Regions from separate parts of the Homo sapiens genome. Here region 1 is linked to region 2. The links are chromatin contacts, found by Hi-C or POLR2A ChIA-PET in ENCODE. All regions are on one chromosome and are shown on one strand. The core of a region is the stretch at or near the end of the contact, and the rest is flanking DNA. Distances in the headings are between cores, read along the strand shown. Region 1 holds the start of LINC01672 (long intergenic non-protein coding RNA 1672). Region 2 overlaps DNAJC11 (DnaJ heat shock protein family (Hsp40) member C11).

Region 1 (2,700 bases), core at 194-2,693, 52 kb after region 2:
CTCAGCCTCCCAAAATGGAATGTGAATTTTTATAGTTGCCACGGCAAAGTCTCCTGTTATATGGGTATAGTGGGTTGAATCGTGGCTCCCAAAAGTGATGTCCAAGTCCTAACCCCCAGAACATGAGAAAGGGACCGTATTTCGAGAATGGGTCTTTGCAGATGTAATGAAGGATCTTGATATCATTCTGGATTGAGGATGGACTCTAGCTCCACTGACAGGTGTCCTTATGAGAAAAAGGTAGAGGCAGATTTGAGACACAGACACAGGGGAGACGGCCATGAGAAGACAGAGGCAGAGATTGGAGTGAAGCAACCACAGGCCAACAAGTCACCGATACCAGAAGAAGCAAGGAAGGAGTCTGTCCTACAGTCTTCAAAGGGAGCGTGGATCTACTGACACCCAGATTTTGGACTTCTGACCTCCAGAGCGGTAAGAAAATAAATTTCTATTGTTTTAGGCTACCAAGTTTATTACAGCAGGCTCAGGAAACTAATACTCTAGGTGACGTCTGCTCCTCCACCCCATGCCTCTGCATGCTTGGGTTACAACAGAGAGTGCTTTCCCCTTGGTTGAACAACACTTTTTTTCTTGAGAAAAGAAAACATAAGGGTAAAGCAGTTTTTGGAAGGGTTACTCAGCCAGCTAGATCGTCAGAATCAACTCTGGTAGGAGTGGGCCACAAACATCCATCCTAGGGCATCCGGAGAGAGTCATTCTCCCTAACAATAGCTCTGGGCATGGCTCTGTATTCGTCTGTTCTTGCATTGCTATAAAGAACTACCTGAGACTGGGTCATTTATAAAGAAAAGAGGTTAAATTGGCTCACGGTTCCACAGGCTGTACAGGAAGCATGGTTGGGAGGCCTCAGGAAACTTACAATCATGGCGGAAGGTGGAGGGCAAGCAGACACGTCCCACGTGACTGGAGCAGGAGGAAAAGAGAGCGAAGGGGGAGGTGCTGCACACTTTCAAACAACCAGATCTCACGAGAACTCACTCACTATCACGAGAACAGCAAGGGGGAAGTTTGCCCCCATGATCCAATCACCTCCCGCCAGGCCCATCTTCCAACATTGGGGATTATAATTTGACATGAGATTCGGGCAGGGCCACAAATCCAAACCGTATCAGGCTCCACATTTTGTTTCTTTGTTTTTTTTTTTCCCTGTCCTTCCCTCTACCTGAAGCTCATTTGAAAGCAAGTTTCCATTGCTGCTATTCCTTCCTTACTTTGGTCAGAATCCTCTTTTTGTGGTATCATAAATGGTTTCCATGGAAACAAAAGGTTAGGATAGAACAGTGCCAATGTGCATGTAAACTTCAGAATTAAACAAGGGCTGTTGTTTTTGCCTGTCATGGAGTTCCGTTCATTCTGAACATGTCACCGGGGACTTTGGAATGTGTATCCATAACTCCCTGATTTTCAACCACATTCCAGCCTGCCTGACTCATGAAGCGTGGAGCGACCCAGGAACATCCCAGCTCCTCATGTCCCACATTCTTCAGGCTTTCTCTTAGTTTTGGCATGTGCATGTAAATGTCAACAGGTGAGGTGAGATTTGCTGTAAAGAAGCAGATGGTCCCACAGGGTAGGCTGTGGGAGAGATGGAAGTTCTAGCAGGAGATATCACAGCCAAAGACTAGCAATCTAGGCTTATCATTTGTTTAGTGCGTCAGAACCAGTGAGTCGAGGAGGAAAGGAGACCCAAGGCTATGTGGTTGCCCTCACGACTGGGAGTTTACATTTGCTTCCTGCCAGAACCAAGGACATAGCGACCGATGTGCACAGACTTCTCCAAGGTTGTTTAGTCATTGGCAAAAACAGGCCTTCACCCATCCTTGAACTGGGTCCAAGTAACTGAGATGTGCCTGTAGTGGAGGAGCGCAGGTGGAGGTTCTGAGTCCCTGAAGCTCTGCATCTTTACTTTACAAGAGATGCTGCCTGGGAGTTCTTACTTCAGAGTAAGAGGGGTGGCCATGTTATCACCCAGACTAGAACACTTTCCAGAGTGAGAAGAGCCGCTATTAATTATAGGGCAATGGCTAGAATCTGGTCTGTCCCTGGAGAAGAGGGACATCTGACAACCCTATCTTTATTTTATTTTTTTAGATGGAGTCTCGCTCTGTCACGCAGGCTGGAGCACAGTGGTGTGATCTTGGCTCACTGCAACCTCTGTCTCCTGGGTTGAACTGATTCTCCCGCCTCAGCCTCTCAAGTAGCTGGGACTACAGGCGCCCGCCACCAGGCCTGGCTAATATTTGTATTTTTGTAGAGATGGGGGTTTCACCATGTTAGCCAGGCTGGTCTCGAACTCCTGACCTCAGGTGATCTACCCGCCTCGGCCCCTCAAAGTGCTGGGATTACAGGCGTGAGCCATCACGCCCAGCTGGCTATAACCCTATCTTTAGGCCAACTTGTACCCGGCTCCACTATGGAACTCAGTGTCGAAGTGCCCGGGCTTCCTGCCCTGGTTCTGGAGATGGGTGGTGGCAATGGCTGCACAACAGTGTGAAGGTAGTAATGGCCACAGAACTGTGCCCTTCACAGTGGCTAAAAGAGCACATTTTATGTTATGTCTGTTGCACCCCAATGAAAACAAATAGCAAACGTTCTGATATTCCCTCCAAACCAGCTGCTTCTGCTGACTCCTCGTCTCAATTAATCGCGGCTCTGTCTTCCGTTTGCTGAAGCCGAAGA
Region 2 (2,700 bases), core at 182-2,681:
CAGAGTCTCGCTCTGTTGCCCAGGCTGGAGTGTAGTGGTGCGATCTCGGCTCACTGCAAGCTCCGCCTCCCGGGTTCACACCATTCTCCTGCCTTAGCCTCCTGAGTAGCTGGGACTACAGGCATCTGCCACCACGCCCGGCTAATTTTTTTTAGTAGAGACGGGGTTTCACCGTATTAGCCAGGATGGTCTTGATCTCCTGACCTCATGATCCGCCTGCCTTGGCCTCCCAAAGTGCTGGAATTAGAGGCGTGAGCCACTGCGCCTGGCCATTTTTTTTTTTTTGAGATGGAGTCTCACTCTGTCATCCAGGCTGGAGTGCAATGGTGCAATCTCAGCTCACTGCAAGCTCCGCCTCATGGGTTCATGCCATTCTTCTGCCTCAGTCTCCCGAGTAGCTGGGACTACAGGCATCCGCCACCACGCCCGGCTAATTTTTTTGTATTTTTAGTACAGACTGGGTTTCACAGTATTAGCCAGGATGGTCTTGTTCTCCTGACCTCGTGATCTGCCTGTCTTGGCCTCCCAAAGTGGCGTGAGCCACTGCGCCCAGCGATATTTTATTTTATTTTAATATTTTATTTTTTTGAGACAGAGTCTTGCTTTGTCACCTAGACTGGAGTGCAGCGATGCGATCTCAGCTCACTGCAACTTCCGCTTCCAGGGTTCAAGCAATTCTCCTGCCTCAGCCTCCCGAGTAGCTGGGATTACAGGCTTGTGCCACCATACCCAGCCAGTTTTTTTATCTTTAGTAGAGATGACATTTCACCATGTTGGCCAGGCTGGTCTTGAACTCCTGACCTCAAGTGATCCACCTGCCTTGACTTCCCAAAGTGTTGGGATTACAGGTGTGAGCCACTGCACCCGGCCTGGATAGAAATTTTATAATTGAGTGTTCTATTCAACAGGATATTAGTTTTAAAAAATGCAGATTTTAATGAAAGTTTGATTCGCCATAACTTTAATCAGTGACATAAGCAGGCCCATGAATATGCCCATACACTACTATTTTTTTCAGAAACAGGTTTGCTAGCTGCTGAGAATTAAAATCCTGGACTCAAACCCTGTAGGAGAAAAAAGAAAACAAAGCCTGGAAAGTGTGAAGCTTCACAAAGGCTGCAGCAGGAAAAGATTCATTTTCAGGAATTTTAGCTGTTTCATCTTTGAAGACTGAACTAACAGCTGAAAATTACTTTCTCTCTGTTACATTCTGTGATGAATTACGAACGCAAATAATCCAAAGGTGGCAGATCATTCCATTTTTAGTCATATTTTACACAAATTTTGCAAATAGTTGGTACATAATCAGAGCTAACAGCAAAGCCAAAATGGCCAGCCTTTCTGGAGCGGTGAAGACACTTAGCAGGGCAGGGCACTTCATTCTCAGCTCCCACAGGCCTCTGCCAGCCTTGATTATTTATATCTTCCTTTAAACAGAATACATGATGCCAGAGAGGGGAACAGGACTAAGCCAGCTGTGAGCCGCTCTTCTCCTTATCAGCAACCCTTACAGACAGAGGCATCTGGGAACACAGCATCCAAAGCTGCATGACAGTTGATAAATACCAGACATTTTCAATGTTTCTCATGGACAGAGTGTATCACATGCAGCTCATGAATCCATACAACTGCTGTTCACTGGAGCATTCACCAACTAGGTCTATCCCTATGCTAACCAGAAAACTGACTGAGCGGCCAGGTGCAGGGGCTCACCTGAGGTCAGGTGTTTGAGACCAGCCTGGCCAACATGGCAAAACCCTGTCTCTACTAAAAATACAAAATTTTGCTGGGCATGGTGGCGGGCGCCCATAATTCCAGCTACTCGGGAGGCTGAGGCAGGAGAATTGCTTGAACCTAGGAGGCAGAGGTTGCCGTGAACGGAGATCGTGCCACTTCACTCCAGCCTGGGTGAAAGAGCGAAACTCCATCTCAAAAAAAAAAAAAAAAAAAAAAAAGGAAAAGAAAACCGACTCAGCCCAGGAGTTCCAGACCAACCCGGGCAACATAGTGAGACCCCATCTCTACAACAAAAAAACAACCACCAAGAAGACTGACTTTATTGATGAAAGGAATGAGGAGATATCCAAAAGCTAGGTGGCATAATGGAAGGAGGACAGACAGGACCTCAAACCTCCTGGGAGACCTCAGGCAAGTCACCTTTCTAAGCTTCAGTTTCCCTGCTATAAAATGAGGAGGGTTAAGCGACATCATTTGAAAAGTGTCATCTGGTTCTAGCTAGTAAACTTTTTCTTCTGGGATAATTTTAGAAAATGATTTGGAAACGCTACAACAACAGTACAGAAATTTCTAGTATAGCCTGCACCCAGGTTCCCCCAATGTTAGCACCTTTTATAACCATGGAAGAGCTCTCAAATCTCAGAAACCAACATTAATACATTTCTACTAATTAAACCTAGGGTTCAGATTTCACTAGATTTTCTACGAACATCCTTTTTCTGTTCCAGGATCCAATCCAAGATTCCACGTTGCATTTAGACACGAGGTGTCCTTAGTCTTCTCTGCTCTGTGACAGTTCTAAACCTTTGCTAGTTTTTCATGATCTTGACCATATTACTGCTTTTAATACAGGCTGACTTTCTCATATACTATAAAACCGATGTCAGAGACAGGGAAAAGTAAAATATAAATAATGTAAAGGACTGCAGACAAAAACCAAACTGCAGATGATCTGGGCCGAAG

Evidence for each region. Hi-C counts contacts between places; a loop is a spot of excess contacts on that map. ChIA-PET counts read pairs that join two places held with the same protein, here RNA polymerase II (POLR2A).
Region 1: a map of endothelial cell of hepatic sinusoid shows a loop between it and region 2 (7-fold over the local background). The contact joins the promoter of LINC01672 here to the enhancer-like site in region 2. A Hi-C loop is called at or near these places in 1 of 168 maps with a recorded cell type or tissue (endothelial cell of hepatic sinusoid). POLR2A ChIA-PET finds 5 or more read pairs at or near these places in 1 of 52 experiments (activated CD4-positive, alpha-beta T cell).

Annotation. Positions count from the first base shown.
Region 1 is chr1:6,723,302-6,726,001 of GRCh38, forward strand. It overlaps LINC01672 (long intergenic non-protein coding RNA 1672), which reads left to right and starts at 1,444. Exons shown (of 2, transcript NR_104620.1): 1 at 1,444-1,549.
Region 2 is chr1:6,671,265-6,673,964 of GRCh38, forward strand. The region is part of intron 3 of DNAJC11 (DnaJ heat shock protein family (Hsp40) member C11); the gene reads right to left. Among named protein-coding and RNA genes, the nearest start is that of DNAJC11, 29 kb to the right of the region's middle. Within about 2 kb of position 1,432, at least 2 of the 41 ENCODE cell types and tissues checked have a DNase peak (open chromatin) inside an H3K27ac peak, as active enhancers do.